Linked DNA regions of Homo sapiens: region 2 is linked to region 1. A link is a loop called in an ENCODE intact Hi-C map of the cell type or tissue named here. Cell type or tissue: Caco-2. All regions are shown on one strand. Links, peaks and the distances in the headings refer to the core of each region. The heading gives the core; the rest is flanking DNA.

Evidence for each region. A loop is a pair of places that touch in the nucleus more often than their neighbours do. Peaks named below come from ENCODE experiments on the same cell type or tissue, not always from the same donor. Only the 100,000 strongest peaks of a DNase experiment are listed, where the experiment ranks them.
Region 2: it touches region 1 in a loop (11-fold over the local background); 4 of 110 quality-filtered maps call a loop at or near these places.

The regions. Positions count from the first base shown.
Region 1 is chr11:102,002,691-102,013,190 of GRCh38, reverse strand. No RefSeq gene overlaps it. Among named protein-coding and RNA genes, the nearest start is that of CFAP300, 39 kb to the left of the region's middle. RefSeq lists enhancers at 1,069-2,268, 2,554-3,180. In Caco-2, for the core only: CTCF peaks have their summits at 4,984 and 5,188 (motif pointing right); a DNase peak (open chromatin) is centred at 5,450.
Region 2 is chr11:101,424,599-101,435,098 of GRCh38, reverse strand. LOC124902737 (a long non-coding RNA gene) reads left to right here. Exons shown (of 3, transcript XR_007062861.1): 3 at 1-373. Among named protein-coding and RNA genes, the nearest start is that of MIR3920, 90 kb to the left of the region's middle. In Caco-2, for the core only: a CTCF peak has its summit at 6,012 (motif pointing left); a DNase peak (open chromatin) is centred at 5,206.

The DNA of each region.
Region 1 (10,500 bases), core at 3,902-6,401:
CCTGATAAATGCCTCTGCAGCTCCTTATTCTAAGTCCTATGATTGCCCCGCAGCTGAGCTCTCTTCCACTGCAGGGTGATAAGGATCTCTTTGTAAGCAATACCACCGCAAGTGCATCCTGGCTCTCATACTTAACCTTTAGTTGTTAACTGCTCTCAGTTTCTCATCACTCTGAAGGTTTTCAATTCAACTTAGTAATAACTAGCTACTGTCTTTGCAGGTGTTAGTCCCACTGCATCTTTTAAATGCCTGGATTCTTGAATTGGCAAGCCTGTTTTTCTCAGGGAATGTTTCCCCAGGTCATCACCTGTGAAATAGTGGCAGTCGAGCCACTACCTTGAGCCAGGGACAATCTGTGACCCACTCTCCACTCAGCATGGGGTTTTCCTTGCCATTCAGTGATTCCATCCCCAATCTCCACCTTTTAGCCTGCTTTCTTGGACTGTTCCTGGTACCAACTATGTCAGTTAAGTTCCTCTGAAAAGCAGATCTCAAGATGGAATTAGAGGTGTATGAGATTTATTGGGAAGAAACACCTGTGAAGGATAAAGGTTATGATGTTATGATGTGTGTCTGACACATGTGAAAAGAGCATGGGAAGGAAGAAGTAGCTCTGAAAAAGGAAGTCTTGCCCAGGCCTATTGAGGCACCCATATGTAAAGACTATCCACCAGAGAAGTCCCTCACTGGTTAAGAATTGTCTGTTTCTGGGACACCCACAATTTTCCACAGTCTTCCACAATGTTCAGTCACTGGGAACAGTCTGCGGGGAGAAAGGCATTGATGTGAACACCATGGTGGATGCAGGAGGTACAGCAGGTAGGGGCTGTCAGCCAACAGTCTCTTTTGCGCAGGTTATCTCTTGAAAGGAAATCTGAGCGGTGCGTGTTCATAACTACCATAGCTATTGTAGCTTGATACAACGCCTGCTTTGCTGTAAATCAGGTTTATTTGCAAGAGTTTTTATTTATTTTTATATGTATTTTGATTTTTAATATGTACTTTATTGATTTTTATATGTATCTTGTGCCAGTACCACATTATCTTAATTATAAGAGCTTTTGCTGGGTGCCATGGCTCACGCCTGTAATCCCAACACTTTGGGAGGCTGAGGTTGATGGATCACTTGAGGCCAGAAGTTTGAGACCAGCCTGGCCAACATGGCAAAATGCTGTTTCCACTAAAAATACAAAAATTAGCCTGGCGTGGTGGTGCATGCCTATAATCCCAGCTACTTGGGTGGCTGAGGCAGGAAAATCACTCGAACCCGGGAGGTGGAGGTTGCAGTGAGCTGAGATAGTGCCACTGCACTCCAGCGTGGGTGACAGAGCAAGATTCTGTGTCAAAAAAAGGAGAGAAAAACAAAAAGTCTTGTTATTTGATAGGGCAAGTACCTCCACGTTAGTCTTCGGACACAGGTGTATCTGGGCTATTCTTGTTCTTTCCTCTTTCACATAAATTTTTAGATCATCTTGTCAAATTCCACAAACAGGCCTTGAGTGTTTTAGTTGGAATTGCATTGAATGTTTAATATCAATGGGAGGAACTGACATGATATTGAGTTTTCAAATCCAAGGATATGGTATATACATCCATTTATTTAAATCTTTTAAAATGTCTTTCAATATTTTAATCTTTTTTCCAGAAAAGGCTTGCATATCTTTTTAAAGATTCAGAGTTGGCATTTTAAATTTGGTTATTTTTGTAAATGGTATCTTTTAAAAAGTTACAAATTTTTTTTTTTGGTCGTTTCTTGCTGGTGTGCAGTCGTGCCTTTCAAAACGGACCTACCTTGAGGCAAAGGGGCCAGGACTTCATGCCCCACATCAACCAGGCATTGGATAAGGGCGGCCCTCAGGGACTGGGTGTGGCCCCGTGTGAGGAGTCTCTTGGCCTGCGGGAAATGCCTGGAGAGTGACTCAGCTGAGAGCTGTCAGCCGCCGACATTCCTGTCAGCTGGGGAAAGACTCCTCAGGTCCTGACGGGACTATCTCAGCAGCAAGCCCTCAGCAACCACTAAATGCCTTCTAATGGGTTAAAGAAATTCTCGTTTATTCATAGTTTTAAAGTTAAATGTTCCTGCTTTGGCAAAAGAAGGAGAGTGGTCCAGCTGTCTTGCATGACATTTGGATCTGGGGTTTAACTGTTTGTCTAACAGACTTCCAACTAATCATTACTGTTTCAGTCTTACCTTTACCCCCAGTTTGCAGAACTACCGGATGACTTTCAAACCTGGGCCTTTCTGGTTTTGCAGGAAAGACTGGCTTGCTTTAGGCTTCCCCTACTGCCAGCATAGGTTTTAGCTTTCTTTGATTATCTAAATCAGTTACCACTTCATCACCTGCTTTCTAACCTTCCAAGTTTTGGCGCTGTCTTCCCTTGTTTTCTCTTTGTCTTGTACTCCCTCCTTTTATTTTATTATTACTTACAACAATTGAGACATCTAGGGTATCTCTTTCTCTGTTTTTTTGAGACAGAGTCTCACTCTGTCGCCCAGGCTGTCGTGCAGTGGCGCGATCTCGGCTCACTGCAACCTCTGCCTTCCGGGTCCAACCGAATCTCCTGCCTCAGCCTCCCGAGTAGCTGGGATTACAGGTGCCTGACACCACGCCTGGATAATTTTTTTGTATTTTCAGTAGAGACGGGGTTTCACTAGGTTGGCCAGGCTGGTCTCAAACTCCTGACTTCAGGTGATCCGTCTGCCTCAGCCTCCCAAAGTGCTGAGATTACAGGCATGACCCACCGTGCCTGGCTGCTATCTGTCCTTTTTAATCCTTGTGATTTAAGTAGGGCTTCAGGAAAGAGCAGAGGTATAATAATGCTTCCAATTGCTCTCTTGCCTGAAAGCCCTGTTTGATTTGGAGATTTATGAAGTATGGGCAAAGCAGGCTGAGTTTGACACATGCTGTTTCTAATGCCTGAAATTACATCCTCTTCCATCCTTGCTTGTCTAACCCATCCTTCAGCCCTCACTTTGGTAGTCACATTTTCCAGAAAGCCTGCCTTCACAGCCCAAGTCCTGGATTAGATGGCCCTTCTAGGCAATCTCATTATAATCTGTGTTCACTCACACTTTGCTGTAATTGCCTGTTTGCCGGTCTTTAAGATCTCATAGGCTAAATGTTTTGATTAGTGGGATTGTATTTGATCTCTATTGGAGTCCCTGGTCCCAAGCATAGAGATGATTTAAGAGGTACTCAGTAAAGTTGTATTGAGTGAATACGTATTACATAGCTTTGAATTGATTTCTGATCAATGCAGTAACTTACAAAGTTCTCACTTTCTGCAAATATTTTTTTCATTCTTTCTTTGCTGGGCTGGAGAAACCAAAAAGGCAAAATACTAGTTTTATTTCCGTGGACATTGGAAGCTTTAACTAATGTCATTTAAAAAGTACTTGGATTTCATCTTTAATATGAAGAGTTAGATGGAGTGGCTGATGTATAAATTTCTTTCTTTAAAATTATTTGAAATTCTTGGAAAGTTTTCTACTTAATCTTTAAAAAAAGGCATTGTAAAAAATCTCTGGAAGAAAGGCATTATGACAACGACTGCATATACAATAAAATATGAGGATAAAATATTAAAAATGGAAAAGAGATTTTTAATGAGTTTTAGGTGTTCATAAATATTGTTTAGGTCATAATCCATTTTAGGAAATATAAGCAACATTGATAACTTTGGCAACCTTTTAATATAAATTAATTTAAAATTGCATATCATATTTACCATTCTGTAGAGCAATACTCTTAGTGCTTTCATACTTTGCAGTCAAAAGTGCCACTGTGCCTGGCCTGGATGGCAGGAAGATTGCTTGAGCCCAGGAGTTTGAGACTAGCCTGGGCAACATGGCAAGACCCCATCTCTTTAAAAAAATTAAAAAAAAAAAGGGCCATCCAATGGAACAAAACTCAGACTGATGTAACCTTTCCAAGATAAAGTTCTTGGAGAGTTTGTTTTGACTGATACTTATATACAGGAGATAACACAAAATTATACCTACTCATCTTCTGATTCTGAAGGTCCAGGCCTCCTTTTACGAATATTTGTAGATAAGGAATACCCTGGAAGATGCTTTTGTGACAAGCAAACTCATCCTCCAGTATAGAAAATCTGTTACAGGGTCTGTAATTCAGCTACACAGGACATCTGGAAAGGCAGACTTTGAGGGGCATTCTTTCTCTTTCATGTGTACACTTTTATCAAAGGAGACAATTTCATTTGCTTTTAATTTTTTTGGACTTCTCTGAAGTTACACATGCACAATGTAGATAGTGTGAAAAATATAAAAAAAAAGTATTAAGAAAAAATGAAAATCACCTGGAATCTGATTGCAGAGAAACCACTCCTGATATTTGATTGCATTAATTTCCTGGCTTTTCTTTCTTGATGTGTTTATTTCCTCCCATGGTTGAGACACTCTAAGTATAGCTCCAGGTCCCTCTCTTTCCACTTAGCAACGAATCATTGTTATTTCTTTAATTCATTAAATATTCTTTGAAAATATAATTTTAATGGCTGTGTAATAGTCATCATATAAATGTACCATAATTTAACAGTTTCCCTGTTTATCACCTTATAGAATGTTTTCTTATTTTTCCTATTATAGCAATAAGCTATATTTCATAACTTTATTGTAAGTCTTGTTATGACTGAGGAAATTCAGTCTGCAACTCTGAAGAATGAAAGTAAACACAGATTTGTAGTAGAGACTTTTTTGAGGTAATACATGTGAAATGTATGTAAGTTACTAATAGAAAAGATAATATATTTGGTAGGTATGATTAGTATTAGTGTATGGGGAATTTTATTTGTATTATTTATATTATCTGTATTGTTAAACTTAAGCAGCCTACTATTTCAGAAAACGTTAAATCATATCTACTTTCAGAATAAATTAAATCATAAACCATAGTCTATATGACATAGTTAATATATTAAACCAAGTGTTCTCAGAGAACACTCGTTGTCAAACTGGATGGCAAGCTATTAGTGGGTGAAGATATATTATTCCTTGTAACCAACATTTTTTTAAAATAAAATACAATAGAATATAAAAATATCAAAGGGCATGCCTTAGTTAAGTTTTCTTACTGGAAAGAGTGAAAGCTACTGGCATTGACTGATAGAAAAGTTTATTGTTTTATAACCACTAGAGGGCAGTCATTACATTAGTTTTAAAAAAGGCCAACTAACAGCTTAATACAAGTTGACCTAGTTTTACAACTGATTATGATAGACATAAAATTACATTTAAAAAGATTGTCGGGCTGTTAATGTACTGTTATTTGAGGACCTATTACATGGCACACATTGAGTTAGGGAGACATTGATGAATAAGACATGTTCTAGAATGCAGTGAGAAGGTAAGTGTGATATTACAAGGCAGTTATGCATGTCATTTGGGCTTATGTTTGCCTTTCCAGCCTCATATCCTGCCACTCCCCAACTTGCAACCTGAACTGCAATCATGCTGAGCTACTTGTAGTCACCTTGAACATACTGTTCTGTCTTCCTGGAATATTTTTTGTGTCCCTCTCTGCCTGGTGAACCGCAACTTATACTTTAAGCCCCAATATCCTGACTTTCCCAGACAGAAAAAAATATGTGCTTTCTCCACTTGACTCCTTTAGGGTCAAGTTCAGCCCTATTACAGTTGATTACTTATGTCTCATTCCCCCAGGAAACTGAACTACTGGAGGGCAGGGAATATATCATTCATTTTTTTTTTTTTTTTTTTTCTGTAGCTGGGGTATAGTGCCTGGCACATAGACAGTGCTTAACATAAATATTTAGTCAATAAGCAAATAGAAGTGCTATAAAGAGATACTGTAATGAATTTCTTTCTTACATAATCTCTCTATTGATCTTCTACCCTCTCATTTTGTATATGCCACTAACGTAGCAGCTATTCAACCGCCAAAGCAAACCAAAGACAGACTGACTTATTGATGGTGAGGGAGGGTTAGGCTTTATTGAATATGAAAGGCAAAGGGAATTTTGGAGGATAATTTAGGTTTCCCTAGTTATTTTCCCCATGATGACTTGCAAGATTATATTTACTTTAGGAATACAATAGCTAAGACTAAATAACCTTTATTTTTCCATCCCTTCCTTACTTTCGCAATATTTACTTGGCCAAGTAGGTAAAGTGGTTTTGTTTGCCATTTGGCTAGCAGCTAATGATGCTGACACCTTTGGTATTAAGAAGACAGGGTGCCAGCCGGGTGCGGTGGCTCACACCTGTAATCCCAGCACTTAGGGAGGCCAAGGCAGACAGATCACCTGAGGACAGGAGTTCGAGACCGGCCTGGCCAACATGGTGAAACCCCATCTCTACTAAAAATATAAAATTAGCCAGGTGTGGTGGTGAATGCCTGTAATCCTAGCTACTATGGAGGCTGAGGCAGGAGAATTGCTTGAAACCGGCAGGTGGAGGTTGCAGTGAGCCAAGATCGCAGCATTGCACTCCAGCCTGGGAGACAAGAGTGAAATGCTGTCTCAAAAAAATAAAAAAAAAAGACAGAGTTCCTAGTACATTCCACTGGTAGGCTATAAAAGCTTAAAAGATTTAAAGTTTCAGTATGTTCTAAGTGCTCATGTGGCGAATTAAACAATTCTCCACCCAATTGGTATATGCATTTGTTTATAAAAGGTTTCGTTATATGTTCACCTTAGTCATGTTTGTAAAAAGTTGAAAAAATATTTTTAGCTAATTCTAAATCTTGTAAATAAGCCTATACTCATAATCATCTGGAAAATTCTTCTCTGAAAAGAAACCTTGGCTGGGCGCAGTGGCTCATGCCTGTAATCCTAGCTCTTTGGGAGGCCGAGGTGGGTGGATCACTTGAGGTGAGGAGTTTGAGACCAGCCTGGCCAACGTAGTGAAACCCCGTCTCTACTAAAAATACAAAAATTAGCCAGACATGGTGATGGGTGCCTGTAATTCCAGCTACTCGGAAGGCTGAGGCAGGAGAATCACTTGAACTTGGGCGGTGGAGGTTGCAGTGAGCCGAGAAGGTGCCCCTGCACTCCAGCCTGGATGACAGAGCGAGACTCTGTCTCCAAAAAAAAAGCTGGTTGTACATGGTAGAGGTTAAGTCAGTTCTAAAGACAGATAGACTTTGGTTTGATTCCTGGATATATCTTTCCCCACCTTTGCAACTTTGGGCACATTACTTAACCTTGCAACACCTCAATTCTCTTATTTGAATATGGACATAATAATAATGCTTCATGGGGTTCCTAGGAGGATTAGATGAAATCCTGCATATAAAGAGCTTTGCACAAGACTTGGCATATTAAAAGCTTTCAACAAACATTAGCTGTTGTTATAGGAAAAGGTCTTTATTGCAAGATAAAATCTTTTTTTTCTTGGCATGTAGACATTTTTCCATTTCAAATAATCAGCTCTTAATGGTTTTTTTTCTTCTACTGTGGCAATAAAAAGGAGTATTTTTGTCATTTTGATAAGACATATACCATAAGCAAATGAGTGCTTGTGACTGTAAAAACCTTGGTGGTGAAGCCTCCCCTGTGGGATGCTGCAGCCCAGGGACAACTGTATGGACCTCAAAAAGTCTCCCACACTGTTTCCCCATTGATAGGGTTTGGCTCTGTGTCCCCACCCACATCTCATGTTGAATTGTAATCCCCAGTGCTGGAGGTGGGGCCTAGGGGGAGGTGATTGGATCACGGAGGCAGTTTCTCATGGTTTAACACCACCCTCCATTGGCGCTGTCTTCACGATAGTGAGTTGTCATGACATCTGGTTGTTTAAAAGTGTGTGGCACCTTTGTCCTCTCTCTCCTGCTCCTGCTCCTACCACGAAAGATGTGCCTGCTTCCCCTTTGCCTTCTGCCATGATTGAAAGTTCCCTGAGGCCTCCCCAGAAGCTGAGCAGATGGGAGCATCATGCTTCCTGTGCAGCCTGTGGAAACACGAGCCAGTTAAACCTTTTTTCTTTATAAATTACCCAGTTTCAGGTATTTCCTTATAGCAGTGCAAGAACAAACGAATCCACCCATCTAGCCACAGAGTTCGTAATCTTTACAGCCACTGCAGAGGCAATAGGAAATATTGCTGCAGTATCAAGCACCTTGAGGATCTTTTACTACTTTGATGAGATGGAAATTTCTCTTCTTCAGTATCATTGATATTGGGCTTGGAATGTGGCTTTGAAACAGACTGTCTAAATTATTAACTTCTGTGGGCAAGAACATTGCTCTGTATGATCCATATCAAGTGACATATATATATATATATATATATATATATATATATATATATATATATGTAAGTGCTTAATACATTAAAAACTATTCAATGTATGTTTTAATGTTTTCTATAATTACAGTGATAATTGTTCCAAACTCCAAATTGGGACATTTAGTATAACAAAAGATTTTAAACATTTTGAGAATTTAAAACATTTTAACTTGTTATTTTGAAATAACTTTAGATTTACAGAAGAGTTGCCATAATGACACAAAGGGTTTCTGTGTACCTATTACCCAGCTTTTTCTAATGTTAACATCCTACATAACCAGGTACAGTTATCAAGACTAAGAAATGAATATTTGTATATAACACTATTAACAAATGACAGACTTTATTAGAATTCTACCATTCTTTTTAAAATGAATATCCTTATTCTGTTTCAGGGTCCAATCAAAGATGTTATGAAACATTTTGTGGTCATGTTCTTTTGTCTCCTCAGACCTGTGACAATCTCTGTCTTTCCTTCTCTTTCATAACCTTGACATGTTTGGAAAGTCCCTCAGTTTGAGTTTGTGTGATGTTTTTCTCTTGATTAAATTGAGGTTATGAAGTTCTGGGAAGAACACAGCAGAGGTGATATAATCTTCTCAGTGCATCATATCACATTATATCAGGAGGTACAACATGATATTGACATGTCTTTTTATTAGTAATTTTAACCTTGATCATTTGGTTCAGGTGATATCAGCTAGGTTTCTGTACTGTAAAATTACTTTTTTCCCCTCTTTGCAATTAATACATATTTTATGGGAGATACTTTGAGGCTCCCTAAATACCCTGTTTCTTCTTACAGTTTTTAACAAATGTTGGCAGTCATTTGTGGATCTTGCTTGCAACAATTAATTGTGGTTTTCTAATGGTGATCTTTATATTTCTCTAATTTCTTCTACATTTATTAATTGGAGTTCTACTGTGAAGAAGAGTCATTCCTTCTTCCTCATCTATTTATGCACTCATTTATTCATATCAGTATAGGCAGGTGTAATTTGTTCAAATTGTTTACACTTACCTTCTCAAATTGTAACAGCTTTGACATGGGGAGCTCTGTCAGGTTGGCTCCTGTGTCTTTTTGGAATGTCCCCATTTTATTTATTTATTTATTTACTTATGTATTTTGAGACGGAGCTTTGCTCTTGTTGCCCAGGCCAGGGCAACCTGGCTCCTGTGTCTTTTTGGAATGTCCTCATTTTATTTATTTATTTATTTATTTATTTATTTATTTATTTATTTAGAGACAGAGCTTTGCTCTTGTTGCCTAGGCCGGAGTACAATGGCACCATCTCAGCTCACCGCAACCTCCGCCTCCTGGGTTCAAGCGATTCTCCTGCCTCAGCCTCCCGAGTAGCTGGGATAATAGACTCCTGCCACCACGTCTGGCTAAGTTTTTCTATTTTTAGTAGAGATGGGGTTTCTCCATGTTGGTCAGGCTGGTCTCAAACTCCCGACCTCAGGTGATCTGCCCGCCTCGGCCTCCCAAAGTGTTGGGATTACAGGCGTGAGCCACCTGCACCCAGCCCACTTTTATTTATATTTAATTTAGTATAACCTTACTCTGTATCTTGTATTTTGCCTGCCCTAGCCCTGGATTCAATCACTTCTCTAAAAGCCCTGGATCCTTTTATTAGAGAATGGTATTTAGAAACCAAGATCTGGGTGTGAAGTCTTTTGTGTGTCAGATACTGTCAGCAAAGACATATATATATATATATATATATATATATATACACACACATATATGTACTAACCTATGTAGACACACATATCTATATTTCTGTATCCATGTATCTGTATCTATATTTTTAAAATTATGAATTTACACTCATATGTTGTTTTTAAAATTTTAAAAATTATTTGTTTAGAGACAGGGTCTCACTTTGTTGCCCAGGTTGGAGTGCTGTGGTGCAGTCATGGCTCACTGCAGCCTTGAACTTCTGGGCTCAAGTGATCCTCCTGCCTCAGTCTCCCAAGTAGCTAGGACTACAGGTACATGCCACCATGCCTGGCTATTTTATTTCAATTTTTATAGAGACTGGATCTTGCTATGTTGCACAAGTTTGTTTCAAATTTTGGCCTCAAGCAATCCTCCTCCCTCGGCCTCCCAAAATGTTGGGGTTATAGGCGTGAACCATCGTGCCTGGCCTTGGTACCTTATTTTTGAGAGCCCCCAGCTAAATTGGGGTTCCAATATCAGAGTAGCTAGCAACCCTACCCCAACAGGAT
Region 2 (10,500 bases), core at 4,661-7,160, 580 kb after region 1:
CAAAGATGCAGTACAGATAAGGGAGTGATTTCCTCTATTGCTACAGAATAAGGAGAATCATAGAAAACATCTCAATTCATAGAAATGAGGAGACCATATTAAAGAATGCAACTTTCCAATGCATAATTCAAATTCTTCCCTCCTGTAAGGTGATTTAAAAAGTGTTGAAGGGTAAAAAGACTACCTCATCCTTATAGAGAGACTTTCTTCTCTGCCTATCCAAACCTCCCATGCCAAGTGATAGACCTTTGCTACTGTGACCAGATCCCTAGCCGGTGCCCTGCTCATGACCCCCACCCCTTCCTAGGTCATGGCTTCCAACTACAGTAATATATTTTTTGTCTTACAAAATATTCTGGGCTTTTTATTTTATTTCCTTTGGACATTTAAAAAAAAAAGATCCTGCAAAAAGCATTCAGCTGGAGCAGGAGTGTCCAACTTCTGGCTTCCCTGGGCCACATTGGAAGAAGAAATGTCTTGGGCTCCACACAGAATACACTAACACTAACAGTAGCTGATGAGCTAAAAAAATTGCAAAAAAAAATCTCATGTTTTAAGAAAGTTTACAAATTTGCATTGGGCTGCAAAGGCATCCTGGGCCACATGTGGCCAGTGGGCTGTGGGTTGGACAAGCTTGAGCTAGACTGTGCTTGTCTCTGCAAGCCTGAAGTGTCAGTGTTTCCCTTAGGAAAAGAGCATTATCAAAGCTCCATGTAGTTAAACCAAGCCAAACGCATGTGTTGAAACTGTGAACTTCAGAAAGTCAAATACACAGAGTTTCCCGACATCTTCTTGTTCCTAACATGCTCATTAATTCTGTCCTCATTTCCCCTTATCCCTTCTTAACCACACCTTCCATCACTCCTCCCTTTATGGACCTTCTCCCTGTTATGCCACATGCCACAACAAACAGGCCTCCCTCGTAGACACTGTCATCCTTCTCCAGGAAAAAAATTACTAAGTGGAAAGAGGGAGTTGCAATGTCCTATCCCTATAGGAATAGCAATGTGGTTCACTTTTGGGGAACCAATGCAGAATGAACAACAAATGAATAGAAAACTAGTCTTGTATATTTGGAAAGAGCTCATATTCTTGGAATAAATCTATGCCCTCAGATCTTCAGTGGAAGGGAGTAATAAATATATAAATAAAAATAAATATTGAAGTAAATCCTCAGTGGTAAAGAAAATGCATGGGAACTTTTAAAGAAATTGCATGTAATAACTGAATATTCCACAGTGCAACAGCAGTTCTCTTTATATTCCCAGGCTCATTGAGTTAGCCCTGGAGTATTTAAACATTCAATTATGTCCAACCATCAGACTGAGCCTCAAGATTGTAAGAAAACCACCAATAAGGGAATGTCCCCTGAATCCTAGATCCCTAGGATTTGCTGTATTAGCCAAGCACTTAAATCTTTTCAATTTGACTTAGGCTGTATTTCCTGCTTGGGTTTGTCAGGTGATCTACATGGAAAGGAGTCCCTAACTCCAGAGAGTAATTGACAAAAATGTTCATTCTAAAGCAATTCAGGTTATGTTTAGACCATAGCACCGAATGTATATGTATCCTGGAGTCTTCTCAAATTTGGATTTTGATGTGCGATAGATTTGAATATAAACTACAATTTTGGAGGCCTTCGAACAGAAGTACAGTCAGGACCCATGGCTTATGGTGTGTCACATAAACAGGAACAGTTTGTTTAGCAAAAGCTTGGAAGTTTTAGTGTTTTCAAAACAGATATTCAGGGACATAATCCAATATCCTCTATTGCCAAATGAATTCCAACTGTGACCTGTTTTTCTCAGCCATGATGAGCTTTGTGTTTTTGATGGAACCCAATTGAATCCGGGAAGAAAAGGAACTAAAATAATTAACTGCACATCTCAGAGTCTGGGTCTGGCAGTGTTTAAAGTTGAAGGCAGGGACTAGCATTAAACACCTTTATGTTGCCATAGAAGCATCCAGGACGTTAAAATCAAATCATTTGCAGTCTCAATGGCTCTTGCTGCAGGAAGCTCCTTGGAGGGGCAACAGGGATCAGTCTTATTTCAGCAGAGACTCCTTATCAGGGGAAGGCACCCCACACCCTTCTCACATGCAGCCCTGAATTTTGTGCATGCCAGTCCCTGAGGCATCAGCTGTGAAGTTACTGCAAAAATAAGAATGGACTCTATGAATTTTGTGGTAAATAATTTTGGAAGTTATTACATACTTTATCTCCCTCTTGAAGATTCACCACACTCTTGATCACCTTAAAGACCCTGAGAAGTCTTAAAGTCAAAATGTTTTATGTGTTCCTATACATATGTATTTTTAAACACAGACTTCTCTAAATTTATTTGACTGAAGCCATTTTTGCAGGACAATTATTAACATCTCAAGGAATCGATGTTCTATGACACACGTTTTGGGAAAGACATATCAAAGTAACGCGCACTTCACACAGCAAATGAACGTTTGCAAGTAGGTGCACAAACTACTCACAGGTGAGGAGGGATGCAGAAGAATATTTGTAAAAATTCACAATATAGGAGCCTCAGGGAAGGCAGCCAATATCAACCAGGTGAGTCTTGTTCAAAAGTGAGGGTGTGTTTGGTGAAGGTGAAAGTGAAAGTGGCGAAGTAAAAGTAATTTCACTCAAATGGAAGGAAATTGGCACAAGGTGGGCTCTCACTTCCAGGTATTTCTATCAAACCCCAAGGCAGCTCTTCCTGTCAAATTACAAAATCTCTGGGCTGGGTGGAGCCTGAAACCTAATCAGAACCACACAAGGATTCATCTGGGATGGGTCCTATGTGGGAATAGATCTTATGGCTCCCTAATGGGTAACAGATAACATTATTAAGTATGAAAGTAAAGGGAGGGATTGAGACACATTGCGCACAGACAGACCACACAGGACTGTGATCAGCAAGCTTCCTTTTGTTTCCATAATTATCAGCTTAAAACTGACTTGGAATGAGAACTCTGAGGATAGAATCAGAGCCCTCTGGCCTCAGAAGTCTAAATTGGAGCTCATGCTCTTCAATCTCTGCTGTATGAGTGTTGTAATTTATATTCTCCTGTGAAGGGGAGTAGCCTTGGGAAATAGAATTCTAAGTCTGAGGGTGTAAGGATAGCTTGGGGACAAACAACTCATTGCTTGTTTACTGGAGATTTTGGGGGAAAAATCCAGGGAAAATAATTTCTCAAGAAAAACAAGTTTTTATGGAGTTTCTACCTCTTTCTGGCTTTTCCCCTCATAGACTAATACCAGAATGTTCCCCTATGTTAATTTGGATTCCTCTTAAAAGCAGACACCAAGATGAGATGTTACATACAAGAGATTTATTGGGGGAAATACCCCAATAGGATAAAGAAGAGGGAAATTCAGGCTGGGCACGGTGGCTCACGCCTGTAATCCCAGCACTTTGGGAGGCCAAGGCAGGCGGATCACGAGGTCAGGAGATCGAGACCATCCTGGCTAACACGGTGAAACACCATCTCTACTAAAAATACAAAAAAATTAGCTGGGCATGGTGGTGGGCACCTGTAGTCCCAGCTACTCGGGAGGCTGAGGCAGGAGAATGGCGTGAACCCGGGAGGCGGAGCTTGCAGTGAGCCGAGATTGTGCCACTGCACTCCAGCCTGGGCGACAGAGCGAGACTCCGTCTCAAAAAAACCAAACAAACCAAAAAAAAAAAAAAAAAAAAGAAGAGGGAAATTCAAAGAGTGGGCGGAGTCAGACAGCTGTGAAAGAGGGGAAAAGAAGGATGACTCAGTGGAAGGCAATTCAACCTGCAGCAAACTGCAGTGTGTTTCTAAGAAAGTGTCAGCCAGGCCAACGGCAAACACATCAGCTGAGGGTGCCTGTTGAAATACTCCAGGCAAAATTGCATTTCTCACAGGAAGGAGCCTGCAATTTACCTCCACAATGCTCCAGGCTTCTAATAGCCACCCTAGAGGTGAGTTTACCCTATCCCCAGGGGTCCTCACAAGAATGTTAAATTCCGTGTCGAGAAAGTTCCCCCAAGTCAATGAATTTTTGCTTGTCCACTCTTACATTCCAGTACCCTCCATCAAATATCACTAAAATTCCAATACAAGTATAAGCTAGCTAAAATTCATAGTTTCTCTAGTATATAATTTCTTCCTTCCCTTATCTGGCCCAGCACATCTTCAGCTGGAATCATAGTTATCAGTGTGGAATGCAGGAGAGGAAGTAGAGGCAGCTCTTGAGTGGGATTCTTCTTGATTCACTGCTTTATCTTCTACCAAGAGGGTAGCGTAGTTCTTACTAGGGAAGGGTTGTTAACTGCTGAAAGCTCTGAGAATGGTCAGCATGGGGAGGAGTGTGCAGAGTCAATATCCTCAGGAAATCCATCCAGTTGCCCCCATCTCATTTTTTAGGGTCCCAAGTTTTCTCAGCCATTTTCAATCTTTCTCAGCATTTAAACATCTTTGGGGCTTCCAAAGGAGAAATTAAGGGGGATTAAGTAATAAGAGTTCCAAGCTGCAGCACAGTTCTAACAAGGTTTTAGCCATATGGAAATTCTCAAGTAAAGTCACCAAAACAAGAGTCCTGTGTTTTACAGGAATAGGCCTGCATCTGTGAGGCCAGTATCCCCACTATGCTCATTTGTTAGCTGGAAGGAATTCATGGGAGGCATGCTTTTGGCACAAACAAATGAGCAGGGAAGAGCTAGAAGAAGAGCAGCTGAGGCTACCAATCAGTTATGCTCCCCGAAGCAAGAGATCTGATTGGCACATTTTTATGGCCATCCCATCCTTCCAGGTACTGTGTTGCTGCCCTGAAGACCTGTCTGACATTGAAATGACATTCTGGGAAAGTCTGTCTACAGCTTGAAGAGGCCAATTCTATATACAGCAAACTATCCCTCTGGCTGATTCCTGCTGATACTCTCCAAATGAAAGATGGGTGAGAGCCAAGAGGCAGAAGGAGAATGTAGATTAAAGTGGAGAAAAAAGAAGAAAACAAAAACTGAAGCGTGGAGCAGTGCCTCTTTTATGTCAAAATAAAACTCAAAAATGAAGTAGCAGCCAGAAGATGAAAAAGAATAACAACCACTACACAATTCAAGAAATATGAGGGGAAGAAAGGTTGCTTCTCTGCAAGACTGTGTGCTGAGCTCAAAGAGAAAAAGAAACCCTGAGACTGCTCTTGCCCTCATTCTTCCCTAGCAATAGCTGCTGATTTGTTGACTCTGCCATGTGACCTTTGCAACCACTTAGCTGCCTTTTGTTAACATGTCAAACACTGAAGTTTCTTCTTTAATCACCACCAGCAGATGATTCAGTGAAAATTTAAAATGGATTCACTGATGGCATCAAAATGGCAGAGTAGGAGCAATCTGGCTTCACTCTCCCTCATAGAAAAGCAAAAACAACTATCTAGTGCCAAGATTATCACCCGGAATATTCCAAAACTTAAAACTGAGGCTGCGACAATCCCTAGAGCCTCAGAGAAGTGAAAAACCAGGAGCAGAAGGTAGGGGAAATGAATTTCTTTAACCTTGATGCCCCTCCAGCAAGCTGCCAGGCACCACATGGAAAACTGCCCCTAGACTTCTTTCTACACTGAAAAAGTGTAGCCTCTACAATGGAAAAACTGAGATCAAGGCAGACAGCTGGCTTCTCCACCATCCTGGGTTCCTTAGAAGGAAAAACATTCCTGCCTTAACCCAAGGGAATCATTGCAAGTGCCTGTAGGGTAAAAACTCCTTAGGTCAGCCAGAGACAAAAAGTGGAGGTGAGGCTAGCAGCAGTCAGCATGCAAAATCTGGTGGCTGCTCTTCATTTCTACCTAGGGAGGCATAAATCAGAAAGGCTCTTCAGCAGGATCATGCTATAGGAGGCATTATCCATGACTGCTTTGGGCACAAACCTTCGCCAGCCTTCCCAGACAGCCATGTATCCACTTTGGATCCCACCCCCAGGCCCATCCAAAAATAGGCACTATGCAAAACTCAGAACCTGTGAAAGAGCTAGAGCAAAGATTAGCTTAGGGCACCATCTAGTGCTGAGAAGGAGTCAGCAATCTTGAGATAAGGCACCTTAACAGTCTGCCTAGGACCTTTAGACATATATACTCTAGAAAGATCAACACAAAGCAAGACAGACAGAGAAGCCTGGAATAAATACCTAATACTTCAGTGCAAAGACATAAAAATACATCCAAAATAAGCAAGAGCAAACAGGAAACTGTGGCCTCAAAAATTAACAAAATAAGAAACCAATGACTGACCCTAATAGGATGGCAATGTGTAACCTCTCAGATCAAGAATTTAAAATAGTAGTTTTGGGGAAACCCAGTGAATTTCAGAATAACACAGAAAAGCAATTCAGATATTTATCAGATAACTTTAACAAAGATATTGAAAAAAAAACTTAAAAATCAAACAGAAAGCCTAAAGCTGAAAAATGTGATTAATGAACTCAAAAATACAATAGAAGGTCTCAACAACACAATTGATCAAGCAGAAGGAAGAATCAGCAAGCTCAAAGATAAACTAATTGAAAATAGAGGAGAAAAAATTAAAAAGAATGAAAAGAAACAAAGCTTACAGGTCCTAAGGGACAACATCAAAAGAGCAAATATAAGGGTCACTGAAGTTCAAGAGAGACTTGAAAATGACAAAGAGGTAGAAACTTATTCAAGTAAATACTAACAGAAAATGTTCCAAACACGGAGAAAGATATAAATATCCAAGTATAGGAAGGTTCAATATCACCAAATAGATACAATATAAATATGACTATCCCAAGACATATTGTAACTAAACTCTCAAAGGTCAGTGACAAAGACAGGATTCCGAAAGCAGCATGAGAAAAGAAGCAAATGACTTATAAATGTCACCCAAAGTTCACTCTGGCAGTAAACTTCTGAGTAGAAACCTTACAAGCCAAGAGAGGGTAGGATGATATATTCTGAGTGCGGAAGGAAAAAAAAAAATTGCCACCCATGAATACTATACCTGGCAAAATTATCCTTCAGAAATGAAGGATAGATAAAGACTTTCTCAGACAAACAAAAGCATAGGGAATTCATCACTGCCAGACCTGTCTTGCAAGAAATGCTAAAGGGAGTTATTCAAACTGAAAGAAGAGGTGTAACAAGAAAACATCTGAAAGTTTAAAACTCACTGGTAAAATTAAGCATACAGACAAATTCAGAATACAATAATATGGTAATTGTGGTATATAAACCACTTATATCCTTAATATGAAGAATAAAAGACAAAATATTTAAAAATAATTGTAACTACAAATGTTTGTTAAGTGATAGGCAATATAAAAATATGCAAATTGTGACATCAAAAATTCAAAATTTTGGAGGGGCAGAAATAAATTTAAAGCGTTGAGTTTTATTTTGATTATTTCTTTTTTGACAGGACTAAAGTTAAGTTGCTATCAGGTTAAAAATAACTGGTTATAACTATAAGATGTCTTTTGTAAGCCTCTTGGTAACCACAAAGCACAAACCTATAATGGATACACTAAAAATAAAAAGCAAGGAATCAAAACACATTGCTGAAGAAAATCACCTAACCACAAAAGAAAACAGCAAGAGAGGAAAAAAAGAAGAAATAATCTACAAAATGACTAGAATGTGAGTAACAAAATGACTAGAATGTGAGTAACAAAATAGCAGTAGTAAGTCCTTACCTATCAATAATTATCTGGAATGTAATGGATTGAATTCTCCAATTAAAAGACAGAGTCACTGAATGGATTTTTGAAAAATCAGGAAAACAGAAAAACAAGACCTGATGATATGTCGTATACAGGAGACTCATTTCATTGTTAAACACAAATACACACTGAAAGTAAAGGAATATTAAAAAAAAATCCATGCAAGCAGAAACCAAAAGCAACCAGGACAGCCATACTTACATATAAATTAGACTTTATATCAAAAATGGCAAAAAGAGGTCAAGAAGGTCATTATACAATGACAAAGAGATCAATACAACAAGAAGATATAATAGTTTTAAATATTTATGCACTCAACACTAGAGTATCCAAATATATAAGGCAAATATTATTAGATCTAAGGTGAGAGACAGGTTGTAATATAATAATAGTAGGAAACTACAACACCCCACTTTCAACAGTAGATAGATCATTTAGACAAAAAATCAACAAATAAACATCAGTCTTCTGGCCAGGCACAATGGCTCATGCCTGTAATCCCACCAGCATTACCCTGATTCCAAAGCCAAACCATAACACAACAACAACAACAAAGTACAAACCAATATCCCTGATGAACATAGATGCAAACATTCTTAACAAGATGCTTGCCAGTGGAATCTATCCCAAGTATACAAGAATGATCCCACATAAGCAAATCAATAAACGTGATACACTACATTAACAAAAAGAGAGGAAAAAAACTCACATGATCATTTCAATAGATGCAGAAAAAGCATTTGACAAAATTCAACATTCCTTCATGACAAGGATGCTCAACAAATTAGATATAGAAAGTATGTGCCTCGATAGAATAAAGGCCATATGTGATAAACTCACAGCTAACACATTAAACAGGGAAAAGCTAAAAGTTTACCTCTAAGATCAGGAGCAAGACAGGGTGCCCACTTTCACCACTCTGTTCAATATAGTACTGGAAGTCCTAACCAGAGCAATGAGGGAAGAAAAAGAAATAAAGGGAATCCAAATTGAAAAGGAGGATGTTAACTTGTCCCTGTCTTTAGATGACATTATCTTATATATAGAAAACCCTAAAACTCCACCAGAAAAAACAATAACAACAACAACAACTGTTAGAACTATTAAATGAATTTACTGAAGTTACAGGATACAAAATCTACATGTAAAAATCAGTAGCATTTTTATTTGTGAATAGCAGACTATCTGAAAAAAAATTTTCATTTACAGTAACTACAAAATTAAAGGTAACTAGGAATAAACTAAATCAAGGAATTGAAATAACACCACATGGAAAACTATAAAACACTGATAAAAGTAATTGAAGAAAGCACAAATAAGTAAAAAGACATCCTGTGTTCATGAATTGGAAGAATTAATATTGTTAAAATGGCCATATTACCAAATGGTATCTACAGATTTAATGCAATACCTACAAAAATTCCAATGACATTGTTCACAAAAATAAAAAGAAATCTAAAATTCATATGGAACTACAAAAGACCTAAAACAGCCAAAACAATCAACAGCAAAATGAGCAAAGCTAAAGGAATCACACTATGTGATTTCAACATATACTACAAAGCTACAGTTAACAAAAGAGCGTGGTACTTGTAAAAAAAAAAAAAAAAGACACACTGATCAATGAAACAAAATGGAGAGCCCAGAAATAAATTATTGCACCTATAGCCAACAGACTTTTGACAAAGGTGCCAAGAACACACATTGGGGAAATGATAGTATCTTCAATAAATGGTGCTGGAAACATTAAATACCCATATGGAGAAGAATGAGACTACATCTCTACTTCTTACCATATACAAAAATCAACTCAAAATGGATTAAATACTTAAATGAAATTACGAGAAGCAAACATAGGGGAAACATTTTATGGAATTGGGCTGGGGAAGCATTTTTAAAATAAGACCTCAAGAAAATTAGAAAAATGAGATTACATCAAACTAAAAAGCTTTTGCATAGCAAAAGAAACAATCTACAGAATGAAGAGACAATTGCCAGAATTGGAGAGATATTTGCAAGCTATGCATACATCTGATAAGGGGTTAATAACCAGAATATATAAGAAAGTTAACAACAACAACAAAACTAACAAAACAAAATAACCCCCCCCCACAAATAACTTGATTAAAACATGAGCAATATTTTAATAGACATTTCTCAAAGGAAGACATTCAAATGGCCAAAACGTACATGAAAAAATGCTTAGCATCACCAACCATTCATAAATTTGAAATGCAAATTAAAAGCACAATGACAGACCATCTCCCTCCAGTTAGAATGCCTATTATCAAAAAGTCAAATGAAAACAAGCATTGGAAAAGGTGACTAGAAAAGGAAGTACTTAACACACTGTTGGTGGATTGTAAATTACTATAGCCACTATAGAAAACAGTATGGAGATTCTTTTAAAAATTAAAAATCAAACTGCCTAATAATCCAGCAATCCCATTACTGGGTACATATCCAAATGAAATGAAATCAATATGATGAAGAGATATTTGTACTCTCATGTTTATTTCACCCTTTTTATAAATGCCAAGACATGGAATCAAGCCAAGCGTCCAATAACAGATGAATGAATTTAAAAATGTGTCATATATACATAATTAAATAATATTCAACAATAAAAAAGAATGAAATTCTGTGACAATGTGGATGGATCTGGAGGACATCATGTTAAGTAAAATAAGTCAGACACAGAAAGAAAAATACTGCCTGATTTCACTCTTTTTGAAATCCTTTTTTTTTTTTTTTTTTTAAAGGCAGTTGATATTATAGAAGCAGAGACTAAAACAGTGTTTACCA